Linked DNA regions of Homo sapiens: all the other regions are linked to region 3. A link is a contact called in ENCODE Hi-C or POLR2A ChIA-PET data. All regions are on one chromosome and are shown on one strand. The core of a region is the stretch at or near the end of the contact, and the rest is flanking DNA. Distances in the headings are between cores, read along the strand shown. Region 1 has its middle 15 kb from the start of NANOGP8. Region 2 holds the start of ZNF770 (zinc finger protein 770). Region 3 holds the start of MEIS2 (Meis homeobox 2).

Region 1 (4,516 bases), core at 34-2,533, 2.0 Mb after region 3:
TGAAATACTACTCTGTAATCAAAAGGAGGAAACAATTGATACACACAAGTTGGATGTATGTCCAGGGAATTTTGCTGGGTGAAAAAGAAAGCCCATTCCAAAAGATTACAGGCTATAGATTCCATTTACATAAAATGACAAACTTACAGAGATACACAGCAGATTAGTGGTTGCCACGGGTCGTATTGGGATGGGGGATCCGGAGGAAAGTAGGTGTGGTTATAAAAGGGCAAGAACTGTTCAATATCTTGATCGTATTGGTTGATACACGAATCTACATGGGTGATAAAATTGTGTAGAGCTTAATACAAACACAAACGAATAAAAGTAAAATTGTTGAAATACAAATAATGTCAGTGGATTGTATTGATGTCAATATCTTAGTTGCAATATACCATAGTTTAGCAAAATGGTAGCATTGGAGGATACTGGGCAAAGTGTACAAGGGACCTTTTTGTATTGTTTCTTACAACTGCATATCAAAATTATCTCAATAAAAATTGTAATAAAGGCCGGGCGCGGTGGCTCACACGCCTGTAATCCCAGCACTTTGGGAGGCCGAGGCGGGCGGATCACGAGGTCAGGTGATCAGGACCATCCTGGCTAACACCGTGAAACTCCGTCTCTACTAAAAAAAAACGTACAAAAAATTAGCTGGTCGTGGTGGCGGGCGCCTGTATCCCAGCTACTCGGGAGGCTGAGGCAGGAGAATGGCGTGAACCCAGGAGGTGGAGCTTGCAATGAGCCGAGATCGCGCCACTGCACTCCAGCCTAGACGACAGAGCAAGACTATGTCTCAAAAAAAAAAAATTGTAATAAAAAGAGAAAAAAAAATCCATGTCACTCTTTGTGAGCCCAAAGTGGTCTAAAAACTGCTCAGCATGCTAACATGTAAATTCTACTTATTTAAAGTAGAATTGTGACGGTATATACTAAGCCTATGTTATAGTTCTAGTAAAAAATAACAAAATCGGCAGTTTTTCAACTCAGTGTCTTTGACTTGGTTAAACAAATGTGTAATTATTGTCAAAATTTTCCTCAGGGAAATGAATATATCATTTTTGCACTTCTTGTATGGTTTACCAAAAAGTTGAGTAACTGCAGATTGCATAATTGAAGGAAGTTTTGAAAATGAAAGCTGTAGGTAGGTGAAGTGGCTCACGCCTGTAATCCCCGCACTTTGGGAGGCCGAGGCCGGCGGATGACCTGAGGTCAGGAGTTTGAGACCAGTCTGGCCAACAAGGCGAAACCCTGTAAATTAGCCAGGCATGGTGCCGTGCGCCTGTAATCCCAGCTACCCGGGAGGCTGAGGCCTGAGACTCGCTTGAACCCAGGGGGCGGAGCTTGGAGTAAGCCGAGATCGCACCCCTGCACTCCAGCCTGGGCAACAGAGCGACACTCCGTCTCAAAAAAAAAAAAAAAAAGAAATATAGAAATAATGTCTCCCTCCAGAGCAAAGGGCAGTCTGCTTACTGCCCATTATAAAAGATTCAGGTTTTTTAAGCTTAGAGTTCTTCTCCTAGAGCACAATCCACCATTTGCTGGCACCCCTTGAAACTTCAGGCCAGGGGAGCTGTACAAATGTACTCATGCTCATGCTGCTGGCTGAGCCATGAGTAATAATGTCCTTTGCCTCTGACCCAGAAGTCTACTGTCTTCTGCCAGCATCCAGAAGCTTGGAAATAGAGCAAAATCTCAGATCTATTACAGGTCTTCAAACCTTATACGATTTAAAGATTAAATGAGTTTGTTTGTTTGTTTGTTTGTTTATTGAGATGGAGTCTCACTCTGTCGCCCAGGCTGGAGTGCAGTGGCGTGATCTGGGCTCACTGCAACCTCCGCCTCCCAGGTTCAAGCGATTCTCCTGTCTCACCCTCCAGGATAACTGAGATTACAGGCACCCACCACCACACCCAGCTAAGTTTTTTTATTTTAGTAGAGACGGGGTTTCACCGTGTTGCCCAGGCTGGTCATGAACTCCTGAGCTCAGGCAATCCACCCGCCTCAGCCTCCCAAAGTGCTAGGATTACAGGTGTGAGCCACCAAGCCCGGCCACGAGTTTCTTCATTTAAAATGCTTAGCACAGCCAGGCGCAGTGGCTCATGCCTGTAATCCCAATACTTTGGGAGGCCAAGGCAGGTGGATCACGAAGTCAGGAGGTGGAGACCATCCTGGCCAACATGGTGAAACCCCATCTCTACTAAAAATACAAAATTAGCCAGGCGTGGTGGTGCATGCCTGTAGTCCCAGCTACACAGGAGGCTGAGGCCAGAGAATTGCTTGAACCTGGGAGGCAGAGGCTGCAGTGAGCTGAGATCACACTACTGCACTCCAGCTTGGGCAACAGGCAGGACTCTGTCTCAAAAAAAAAAAAAAAAAAAAAGTGCTTAGCACAATTCTTGGTACTTGGTAAACATTCAATAAATGCTCGCTCTACTTACATTATAACCATCAAAATACAGGTATGCCACTGGGAGAGCCACGTAAATAAATGTGTGTGTGTATGCTTGAAATCCCCCGAGCAGGAATTTAGTCCTGTGGGTTAAGGCTTTATATTTCAAAGTGTATGCTTTTATATATTCCAGGTACAAGGGCCCATAGGGAGATTACTTTCATAGCTGTTCTTTGCTATGGACACCTCATAATCTATCCACATCCCCTGGTAATCAATGTTCATTTCTCATAGCAGAGCCTGGCAAGGGAAATCTTAGGAGGTGTTCATTTTACGTGATTGGAAGAGAGATTTTGAACATGAGTTGTTGTCTAGGTAAACAAATTTGAGTAGGACCCAAGAATCTCATCATGAGAACATGGTATGTATTTGTCTTGCTCACAACTTTATTCCCAACATCTAGCACAAGGTCTAGCACACAGCAGAAGCTTAGAAAATATTTGTTGAGTGAGTGAATTTCTATGACAGAAAGAAATTCAGGGGAGTCTTTCTTTTCCTTGGCCATCCAGAAATAGATGTCTGAGTTATTGAAGTGCCCCGTCCTCAAATTATCCCTGCCAAACTTGGCAACCATTTCACCTACTGAAAAGAAACTCCATCAAAAATCTAAGATAAAAAGAAATGATAAAATAACAAAACAAACTTTTGACCCACTTTGTTGTGCATTGGAAGGCACGCTTTGGCAGACAAAAAGGCTCAATGCTGTGTAATTGTCGTCAGTGTTTCACTTAATATTTTAATGAGCTGAGCAACTGACATTTTGACTGAACACATGCCTTTGGTGGCTCTTGTTGCTAAGCAAAAGAGTGTATAAAAAGCTTGTTGTCCTTTTTTTTAAAAAAAAAATAATTTCTTAAAACGCAAATACATCCCAACTGCCACTTGGATTTCTACAGAGACAATTCCTGTCATCCTTCCTCCTTCCTGCCCAAGCCAGCTCTTCTCATCATTTCCTCTGCTCCCGCAGAGTTGCTGAGTTGGGTTCCACGCTCCTCTGCTAGTTCCTGGATTCACAGCAGATCCTTCTGAGCCAGGACATGTCTGCCAGGACAGGCAGTGCCATTTTTAGCTATTTCTCTCCTCTCTTCTCCTCAACCTTCCACAGAACAACATTTGTACATTTATTTTAATATTCCTTCTTCTTTCAATTCAGCTGGCTGTCTTAACGTTTTCTCTACATCTGACACTTCTACCCATTTGCTCCATGATTTTCCCTTTTTTCTCCTCTCTTTTTTCTCCTTTCATTTTCCTCTCTCTGGTAGGGGTGGTTGGTTGGAATTCCCACGATGATCAAAAGGCGATTTTTGAGAAACAGGGGAAATGGGTGATGTGCAAAATCGGGAGGGAATCACAGCAAATGGAATACTCTTTAAGCAATTAGATATTTGTATTCTTTCTTTGCCAGCCCTTGAAAATAAGCATTGTAATTATCCCGTCATACAGATGGAATAACTAAGAACTAAGAGGTTAAACAACCATCCAGCTGGGCACTGTGGCTCACGCCTATAATCCCAGCACTTTGGGAGGCCGAGGTGGGCGGATGATGAGGTCAGGAGATTGAGACCATCCTGGCCAACATTGTGAAACCCCGTCTCTACTAAAAATACAAAAATTAGCTGGGCACGGTGGCACACGCCTGTAGTCCCAGCTACTAGGGAGGCTGAGGCAGGAGAATCACTTGAACCCGGGAGGCAGAGGTTGCAGTGAGCCGAGATCACGCCACTGCACTGCAGGCTGGGCGACAGAGCTAGACTCCATCTCAAAAAAAAAAAAACAAACCGTTCAAGGTCTGACAGAGAGTAAATGGCAGGACCAAGATTTAGACTCAGGCAGTGTGACTCCAGATCCCACTCTTACCACTGTCTTCCACTATCTTGTGTGAGCTGAGATGTGAATAGGGATGAATATAAGTGACAGTAAACACATAGAGGAGAGGGCAAGTTTGGGGAACCGTAACATCCACAGAGAAGTAACCAGGAAACAAAAATCTAGCAAACTTAAGAGGCTCATTTGTGACATCGTTTGGGAGTAGAAAAACATGTAAGGTTCATATTTGGGAGATTT
Region 2 (4,739 bases), core at 1,999-4,498, 2.1 Mb after region 3:
AGCAAGTTACTACTCATTTTTATCCCTGCCTCCTACTGTCTCCCATGGGAAAGGCAGTCTCTCATTTCCACCAGGTTTCAACTCAACAATCACAGAACTAGGCTGAGTGCAGTGGCTCATGCCTGTAATCCCAGCACTTTGGGAGGCCGAGGCAGATGAATCACCTGAGATCAGGAGTTCAAGACCAGCCTGGCCAACATGGTGCTAAAAATGCGAAATACTAAAAATGCGAAAATTAGCCGGGCATGGTGGCAGGCACCTACAGTCCCAGCTACTTGGGAGGCTGAGGCAGGAGCATCACTTGAACCTGGGAGGCAGAGGTTGCAGTGAGCTGAGATCGTGCCAATGCACTGCAGCCTGAGTGACAGAGCAAGACTCTGTATTAAAAAAAAAAAAAATCACAGAACTTCTCATTAAGGCCATCTCTGGCCATCTACTAAAATGCCAGCATCCCCACCCACACCCTCAAATCTTCACAGCCCTCTTCTGTGCTTTTCTCCTCAGTTCTTACTAATATTTAACATATTATATATTTTAACTTATTTGATCTGTTGTCTGTCTCCTTCAGTAGAATATAAAATCTATGAAGACATGGATTTTTGACTTTTTGTCTGCTACTCTGTCCCCCTTGCCTAGAACAGGACTTGATACACAGCGAGTGCTTAATATATGCAGAACGGATGGATGGATAGATGGCTGATTGAAGCTGCAGCTCAGGGACCATCTGTACCTGGAACCTCCAAGCAGATTTAGATGTTCTTTCCTCCTATATATATCTGCTCTTATCATATTGTATTAATACTTGTTTGTATGTTATTTTCCCCTCTGGGCTAGAAACTAATTTAAGGTTCAGGGCCTAACTGCTTCATCTTTATATAATTGGAAGTGAATATTTAGAGCTTGGTACCTGATATGTCTTTTCTTCTTTTTCTTTTTTTGAAACAGAGTCTCGCTCTGTCGCCCAGGCTAGAGTGCAGTGGCACATCTTTTCTATTTTTATTATTATTTATTTAAGACAGAGTCTTGCTCTGTCATCCAGGCTGGAGTGCAGTGGCATGAACACGGCTCACTACAGCCTTTAACTCCTGGGCTAGAGCAATCCTCCCACCTCAGCCTCCTGAGTAGCTGGGACTACAGGCACGTGCCACCACGCCCGGCTAATTTTTGTATTTTTAGTAGAGACAGGGTTTCACAATGTTGGCCAGGCTGGTCTCGAACTCCTGACCCATGATCTACCCGCCTCGGCCTCCCTAAGTGCTGGGATTACAGGTGTGAGCCACCGCGCCCAGCCTAGGTTAAATAACTTCTAAGGACACAACTAGTAAGCTGCAGCATTAAGATACTAATTCAAACGTATGTCATGCACCCCCTTTATTTTTCATTCTCATACTATCTTTTCTTCACCCTGCCACCTCTGCCCTACCATGTTCTGTCCTGCCCCCACATTTTTTATTTATTCATAGTCTACCCACTACTGCTAGTTCAAATTTCACATATTCAATGAAATCTTCCTTGATTACTCTTATTCATGTTAATTTCTCTTTTTTTTCCAGAAGGCTCCTGAGATAGCTCTCACGGTAAATGGGGGAGGTTATGACATGGGGCATGTGGCCTTGGAGAATAGCCTATTCAAGTCCTAACTGCTTTCACACTCAATATATATTCAGACTCTCCATGCAAAGGCCAATTTGTTTTGCAGGTAATGGATAAAGAACGAATCTCACCCTCCAGTGGTCCCCAATTTCAGGTAGTGTTTTCTCATGATATGGATGTATCTCCTAAGGCTGATGTGGCTGATGATGGATGCAATTGTTTGCATTATTTGGCTGAGTTAAGTTTCCCAGGAGTAGCTGCAGAATGGAGCAGATTTACAAGGGTTATCCGGACAAACAGCATCCCCACTTTGGGACTAGCATTTAGGACACCAGAAGTCTTTCCTTTCCCTTCTCCACCCCTGCTTCTGTTGGAAGCAGACTTCAACCCCTCCCAAATCTGACTCCTTCAGGGTTCCTACATGAGAAGCAAAAGCTCATTTCCTATTCGCCATTTCCTCATGCTAACACATCCAAAACAGAGAATTTTTGTTGGCTCAGCTGCTTTAATTTTTTTGGTAGAGGAAAATATATCAACATTAGAAACCATTGATTTTTGTTGCTGATGGTCCTTAGAAAGTAATGCAAAAAGTTGCTTAGAGTTAAAAAAGTATGCCTGATAATCTGCTTTCATTTCCTCCTTTCTCAAGGTGATACAATTACAATCAGAACCTGCAAAAAATCCACAGTAAATTCTTCTCTAATGCCTTTTGCACTTAAAATCTTTAGTAGATACCTTAGCATCTTATTCAGTAATAACATGCCAACTTAGTCTGTAACTAAATATTTGGTCTTCAATTGTGACTACATAAAATGCTGAAATATCTATAACTTGGGAAGCAGCAGTTATAAATGCAGGTCTGGTATTAGACAACCTGTGTTCAAATCGCACCTCTATCGTTTATTAACTGTGTGACATTAAGTTCCTTAACGTCTCTGATAGCCTCATTTTCCTCATCTTAAAATGGGATCCTATCATTTCATAAAGTTGTATTCTATATGAGTAATTAATAATGATAATAGTTCTTTGAAGGCCTACTACACTAGGAATTATGTTGAGCACTTCACACTCATTTTATCTAATTGTGAGAACAGGGCTTCGTACACTGTAGACAACCAAAACATACTGAATGATTGAGGCGGGGCTAATGAGGTCCGCAGCTGGCACGCCATTAGAGGAGTCGCGAGTGGAGCTCAGTCATGTCTGCCCACAAAGCGCCTGCGCTTGACCTCTACGTTATATTTACTTTGGCAATGTACAAAGTGGTGAGGACAGTCCTAGCCCGGAGGGCCCCTAACACATTGTCGTCTTCTTATCCTCGGCCCTCTGCGTTAGAGAGGGCTGCCCCGAATCGGCTTTGAACGCTGACTCGCCCTTTTCCAGTCGGCCCTTGAGCCCACTAGTCAGGGCTACAGCGTTTTCCTAACCGAGGTTCAGAGGTGAGATGGAAAATGTACCCGTCTTTATTCTGTTCTCTCCCCTGCAATGACAGGGTGAATGGCGGTGGGGTTGGGGGCACGTCTCCAGAGTCCCAGTCCGCTCGGGACCCGCGGACCGCCCGGAGGCGACAACGGCCCTGAAATTGGGGGGAGCTTGTTTCCAGCCGGACTGTGTCCCTGGGCGCGCCAGAGCGCCGCGCCTGCGCGCTCAGCCCGTTGCCGCGCCGGCCCTGCGGACGTGCGCGCGCTGCCTTCGCGGCACCTGGGCCTGAGGTGCGTGCCTCCCGGGCCCTCGCCAGCTCCAGATGCGTGAGGAGGACTTCAGAAACCCGACTGAGAAGTGGAGCGACCCCCAGGGAGGGTCGGACCTGCCTCAATACCGCCAAGGTGCCTGGGGACCCAAGAACGGGGGCTCCACAACCTCAGTTCCTGAGCTCCTTTTGCTTTCTCACTTCCCCACCTATTGAGTGCGTCTCACGCGGAGCAGAAATTTGAGAGGAAGGCGTAGAGGGATTTTTTTTTGTTGTTGCTGTGGGTTGTATCACATGTGGCGTTTTCATCCTGGCTGCAGCCAAAGCAGTTTTTACCCTTACCCTTCCTTTCCTGGCGTGGGATTTTGTGGTTTCTGGACTCGGCTCGACCATTACGTGCTTATTATTGGTTGTGGGCCTTTAGAACGAGGACTGTGTGTCAGTGTCCTTTGTCCAGTGTAGTCCACTGGGAGGGAGAGGTGAGGGTTCAAGGCCAAGAGAATGGGCCCGGGGCGAGTGGGGCAGAAGCAGCCGCCGGAGATTATTCCCCAACTGAAAGTTGTGTGTGTTTCTCTTAGGTCTTTCATTTCTTGTTCGCTTACTTTCGTGAAATCCTCACATCGTTTTAATGGTACTAGTCAAGACAAGAAAATCAACAGGCTTTCAGCCTTGAGGCAACATTGGATATTATTGAGGTCAGTTTTTACAGTTTTTACAGTCTTCACGTAGAGTATCTTGTTCTTGTCAGGATAAATTCTGGATTGAACCACTGAGCAGATCTACTATTCTTTTATTTCAGTTTAAGATAAGAAAAATTACAGTCTTTTTTATTTTTATGTTATCAACAAAAATCGGTTGAAATGGGATTTGGAGCTCCATGAGTGCGTGAGGTGAGGATCCCTAACCTGACTCTCATAAACAGGAGATAGGATCACCACTTGCCACTAATGGTTCTAACAATCTAGGGCTCCCAGTAAGTGCTTTTCCACGTGGTGGGAGGCAAGTGACAACAGTTATCCAATCTTAGTGCTAACAATGGATGATTAACCGTAGCTCCTTTTTGGTACAGGAGCTGTAGGTAGCCAATCCCTGTTTTAATCAGAGGTAGTTGTGGTGTGTGATTTTTTTCTTTTAGGCGTGTTCCACGAAAGCATTTATTAAAGGGAAGAAGAAACATACAAAAGGAATTGAATCTGGCTTTATACCAAAATCCTGTGTGATCATTCAGTCCTGACATTGGACAATTACCAGGCTTTGCCTGACTGGCCTCAAGGGCCAAGCTGTCCTCCCACACCATACTCGATATGGGCCGGTGCATTGCAGTTTTCTGGAGGGGGTTGCAGTCAAGGACTTGCCCTGCCCCTCCTGCTAGATATGCAAATCCCATAACTTCTTTCCTAGCCTGGGTACCTCCATTTGGAGGCCCTCCTAGGAAGGACCGTGGCTAAGACACTTT
Region 3 (4,470 bases), core at 10-2,509:
GCGGGGTGACCGTGGCTCCGCCCCCAACTCCGGGCTCGTAGTGATTGACGCGCGGCCGCCGGGAAACCAGCCGCGCAGAGGTGAAGCCTGGTGCAGCTCGGGCCAGGGAGGACAGGGCACCGGCCACAACTAGTTTCCACCCAAACGGTGTGGGGTAGTTCCCTTCGTTTCCTTTTCCTTTTTGGAAAAGTTCTTTCGGAGCTGGCCCCATCTCCCTGACCCCGCGAAATCGCCCCTGTGTAATTAACACAGCCATTAGCAGGCGTTACCGCGGCCCGCCGCTGCGCCTCGGGCGACCACAACAAAGCTGGGCTGTGAGCGCCGGCCACTCCTCCTCGCCCGGCAACTTCTTTCTCCCCCACTCTCTCCGTCTTTTCCTCCTGTGCTTCCCAGCTCTGAGTGAGATCCACTTTGGAGACGCACACTAGTCGCGCGCGCGCACGGGCGCGCGGGCGCGCGCGCGCACACACACACACACACACACACACACACACACACACACACGCCTTTGGCTACATCGGACCCAGATGACTGCCTCCTCACTTCCTCCCTCCCGATTCCGCCGCGGCCCCCAAAGACTCTCGGGGTGGCCCCTTGTCCGCACCGCTTGGAGGGAGTGTGCTCTGAGTTAAGCTGGTCTCTTCTGGTCCTGGAAAAAAATGAGTATTGACAAGGTTGCTGGATCTGCGCAGAAAAGAAAGTGCCACTTAATAAAAAATTTAGCCCGGCAGTGGTACCGTCTGCAGAGCTTGCTGCCCTTGGACGTTAGCAGGAAGCCTTCGGGGTGCTGTAATCGGCGGGCAGAGGAGAGGGAGGCCGCGGAATTAAAAGGAACAAAAGCTAGAGCGCCATGCCAAACGTCCCCGGCAAGACCCAGTTAGGCAGGAGCCGGGAGTGATGGGAAAATGAACTAGAAGTAAGTTTTTTTTTTTTTTTAAATGAAAAGATCTGAGGCGGTACCGTACTTTCCCTGTGGTTTTCTGCAGTTTTCCTCTCTGCGCTCTCCCTGTCCTCTTCTCTCTCCCCCTCTCCCTCTCTCCCTGTTCGCGCGCGCGCGCGCGCAACACACACGCGCGCACGCACACACATACACACACACTCACACACACAGACACACTCTCCTTTTCCTCCCCCCCGCCGTCCCCCATCCCCGTGGAGGAGCAGGCTTGCTGATTTGCTCGGGTCCGCCCGGCTCGAGCCTCCCCTCCCCCTCCCGCCCCCCCGCCTCCCCCACCCCCCCAGCCGGGGCTGTCCGATCGCACTCGTTGCATATCAGAGGCTCGGCGCGGCGCGCTCCTCCTCGCTCCCGCTCCCCACTCCCGGGATGTGTCTCCGCCGTACGACGGGCTATGGCCACCACGACTTCCGGGTTCCGTCATTTCGTTCTCCCGCCGCCGACCCGCGCCGCCAAACTGAGGCTCTTCAATAAGCCAGGCAGCAGCCAACCTGCCAACACCTACTGACACTCACTCATCTCCCAGAGAGAGAAAGAGAGCGAGAGAGAGCGAGCGCGAGAGAGCGAGCGCGAGTGAGAGCGAGCGAGCGAGCGAGAAAGAGAGAGAGGGAGAGACAAAATACCTACCAGGAAAGGGGGGGAGGAAGTCCAATTTTTGCAAACTATTCATTTTTTTTTCTTGATTTTTCTCACTGCTTTCTTTGAACAATACTTTAAAGAGAGAGGATCGTATTATAGATACCGCGGGGGCAAAGCTAAAAAAGGGGGGAGGGGGGAGGAAAAAATTCAAGAAGCAGAAACCCCTCGCGGAGTTTTACTGGAAGAAAAAAACGGGTCTGAAAGATTCCTCCTCTTCATCATCATCAACCATCATTCATTCACTACCTTGACATTCCGGGCTTTGATTGACAGCTGGAGTGGCAAAAAGCCATGAAACACGACAGTTCGGTTACATGTGGGCTGCTGACGGGCCGCTCGTAACCTTCAGTTCGGGGGCTTGACAATTTTTTTCTTCTTTTTCTTCTTTTTCTTTTCTTTCTTTTTTTTTCCAACTGAGGGGAAGAGAAGAGAAAGAGGGGGAAAGGAGGACCGAAGAGGAGGAGGAGGGGAGGGGGGAGGAGGAGGAGGTGGAGGAGGAGGAGGAAGATCAGGAGGAGGAGGAAGAAGAGGAAAAAAGAGAAAAAGAAGAAATATCACAGAAAAAAAAATTCTTCGTTGTCTAGACTGGGCTTTTTTTCCCCCCTAAAAAATAGCATATTGGAGAATTGGGAGAAGTCTCTTTGGTTTGGAAAAAAAAAAAAGGAATCTTCAGCCTAGATCACTTTCTTATCCGGACTGGGATATTAAATATACGACACATCCAGGAGTTTATTGGAGCGCAGACTGATGGCGCAAAGGGTAGGTTTAAATCTCCAACACTTACCTAGATATAAATCCTCTCCTAAGAGGGGCCTGTCCCGATGCCTCCTCTCCCTTCAACGCTTCTGCTGCTGCTCGCTGCTTGATGATGGCGGCCAGTATTTTAAAAAATAGCAAAATTATTCATCGGCTTCTTTCCCTCCCGTGCCTCTGCGTGTGTGCGAGTGTGTGTGCGTGCGTGTGTGCGTGTCTGGGCGCGCGTGTTCCAGCGCTGTGCGAGCGGGCGGGCGGCGAGTGCGTGTGAGTGGTGTGTGTGTGTGCGTGTGCAATCGTTACACGCTTTCGCCTCGCTCCAGCTTTTACCCCAGCAGCGCGATTCCCCCGGTTCTCCTGCTGCCGCTGCTGCGCCGCTGCCGCCGTGGCTCGCGCGGCTCGGGGCGGGCACGGGCTGCGTAGGAGCCGCCGCCGGGGCCGCCGCTGGGGCCGCGCTGCCGCAGCCGCTGCGCCGCCGCCTAGACTACTAGCCTGGGCTGCTTGTTTTGTCTCTGAAATTGACAAGGACGCAGGGAATCCGCTGCTAAATAATGTTTCTGGTAACTTTCACGTTATTCGCCCCCCCACCCTCCGCTCCCTGCCCCCGGGGAGGCACTGGCCCTAGTCTTTCCTAGTCCTCGGCGTTCTCGTGCTGATTATTAGCGTTTTTCTTCTCTTTATTTTGTTTCATTTCGCCTTTTGATTTATTGGATCCTCAGAGGAGGCGAAGGGGGGTTAGGGGTGGGATCCGGGGCTTCCTCCTCACACTAACTCCACTTCTCCCTCCGTTGGCTCGCTACGGTTCTGTTGCCTCCGGCGGGAGCGGGGCCTCCCGGCGCCCCCTCAAATCCCCGGCCTCGCCGCCTCCTCTTCCTTCTCTAAACGTTGCTCTTGGTTCATGCTTTTTCATTTTTAAATTTAATAACATTTTTTCCTCACAACTTTTAACTCCGTTGTTTTGGCTGGTTTGGTTTCTGTGTGCTCAACTTGTGCTCGGTACTTTTCTCCTTTCTGACTTTGTTTTTATTTTTATTTTCTCTCTCTCTCTCTCTCTCTCTCTCTCTCTCTCTCTCTCTCTCTCCCCCTCTCCTCCTTTTCCTCCTCCTCCTCTCTTCTCTCTTACCTCCCTCCCTCTCTCTCATCTTTATCCCTTCCTCTCTTTTCTGTTCGCCCTCTTCTCCCTGCTCTTTTTCCCTTTCCACCCCCCTCCTCTGTTCTCCCTCACCTCCTGCGCCCCCTCCCCCTTCCCGGGTTCTGACAGTACGATGAGCTGCCCCATTACGGCGGGATGGACGGAGTAGGGGTTCCCGCTTCCATGTACGGAGACCCTCACGCGCCGCGGCCGATCCCCCCGGTTCACCACCTGAACCACGGGCCGCCGCTCCACGCCACACAGCACTACGGCGCGCACGCCCCGCACCCCAATGTCATGCCGGCCAGTATGGGATCCGCTGTCAACGACGCCTTGAAGCGGGACAAGGACGCGATCTATGGGTAAACTGACCCCCCGGACCCAGCTTACTGTGTGTGAGTGTGAGAGTGTGTGTTTGTCTCTGTGGGGGTGGGAAGGTGGACGACTAAGTGGGGAGTTACTTCTGTATGGTGGGGGGCGGGCGCCGCTTGCCTTAGGAAGGGACCGTGGAGGGGGCCTGCTCTTCTGCCCCTGGAGTCAAAGCCCCGAAGAACTAGCCTCTTTCGCTCTCACAGCCCGACCACTCCAGACCCCACAGCCTGGAGTGACTGAGTCCCCAGAATCTTGCCGGGGCCTTCTCCCCGAGGACAGGATTCCTGGCCAAAGGACGCAGGACTGCTCGTTTCAGGCTCCCTAACAGAGGCCTTGACGAAGGAGAAAGTTTCCTGCCGATGAGAAGCAACTTTGGGTTTTTTTATTTTTTACTTTTTTTTCTTCTGTTTCCTACTGAGGGTCTGGGAGTCACTAACAGCAGCTTGAGCTGGGATCAGGGCTGCTTCTGTCGGCCAGGAAGTCCTAATCACCCACTTCTTAATTCTCTGTAAATAAAGGGGGCAGACCTCGAAGTGCAGCGAGGTGGAAGGGACTCTTGCTTGCTTGGAGCCGCTCTTAGGGGGAGTAAGGAAGATGGCTGGAAATTATTTTATATTCT

What was found. A loop is a pair of places that touch in the nucleus more often than their neighbours do. ChIA-PET counts read pairs that join two places held with the same protein, here RNA polymerase II (POLR2A). Pooled maps may share reads with other maps.
Region 1: a map with no recorded cell type shows a loop between it and region 3 (5-fold over the local background). The contact joins the enhancer-like site here to the promoter of MEIS2 in region 3. A Hi-C loop is called at or near these places in 3 of 37 single-sample maps with no recorded cell type and 5 of 50 pooled maps. POLR2A ChIA-PET finds 5 or more read pairs at or near these places in 1 of 52 experiments (WTC11).
Region 2: a loop to region 3 is called in a map of endothelial cell of umbilical vein, with 6 times the contacts of the local background. The contact joins the promoter of ZNF770 here to the promoter of MEIS2 in region 3. A Hi-C loop is called at or near these places in 1 of 168 maps with a recorded cell type or tissue (endothelial cell of umbilical vein), 1 of 37 single-sample maps with no recorded cell type and 18 of 50 pooled maps. POLR2A ChIA-PET finds 5 or more read pairs at or near these places in 3 of 52 experiments (AG04449, MCF 10A and PC-9).

Annotation. Positions count from the first base shown.
Region 1 is chr15:35,067,983-35,072,498 of GRCh38, reverse strand. No RefSeq gene overlaps it. Among named protein-coding and RNA genes, the nearest start is that of NANOGP8, 15 kb to the left of the region's middle. Within about 2 kb of position 1,283, at least 2 of the 41 ENCODE cell types and tissues checked have a DNase peak (open chromatin) inside an H3K27ac peak, as active enhancers do.
Region 2 is chr15:34,986,796-34,991,534 of GRCh38, reverse strand. ZNF770 (zinc finger protein 770) reads left to right here and starts at 3,248. Exons shown (of 3, transcript NM_014106.4): 1 at 3,248-3,419; 2 at 3,862-3,978. It overlaps LOC105370764 (a long non-coding RNA gene), which reads right to left and starts at 3,177. Exons shown (of 5, transcript NR_188212.1): 1 at 3,051-3,177; 2 at 1,725-1,850. RefSeq lists enhancers at 3,064-3,153, 4,560-4,609, 4,690-4,739.
Region 3 is chr15:37,097,338-37,101,807 of GRCh38, reverse strand. It overlaps MEIS2 (Meis homeobox 2), which reads left to right and starts at 1,259. Exons shown (of 12, transcript NM_170675.5): 1 at 1,259-2,353; 2 at 3,609-3,841. The coding sequence starts at 2,342. LOC124903465 (a long non-coding RNA gene) reads right to left here and starts at 2,560. Exons shown (of 2, transcript XR_007064581.1): 1 at 2,379-2,560; 2 at 1-2,007. RefSeq lists silencers at 1-28, 2,478-2,537, 2,688-2,887 and enhancers at 729-1,008, 1,259-1,418.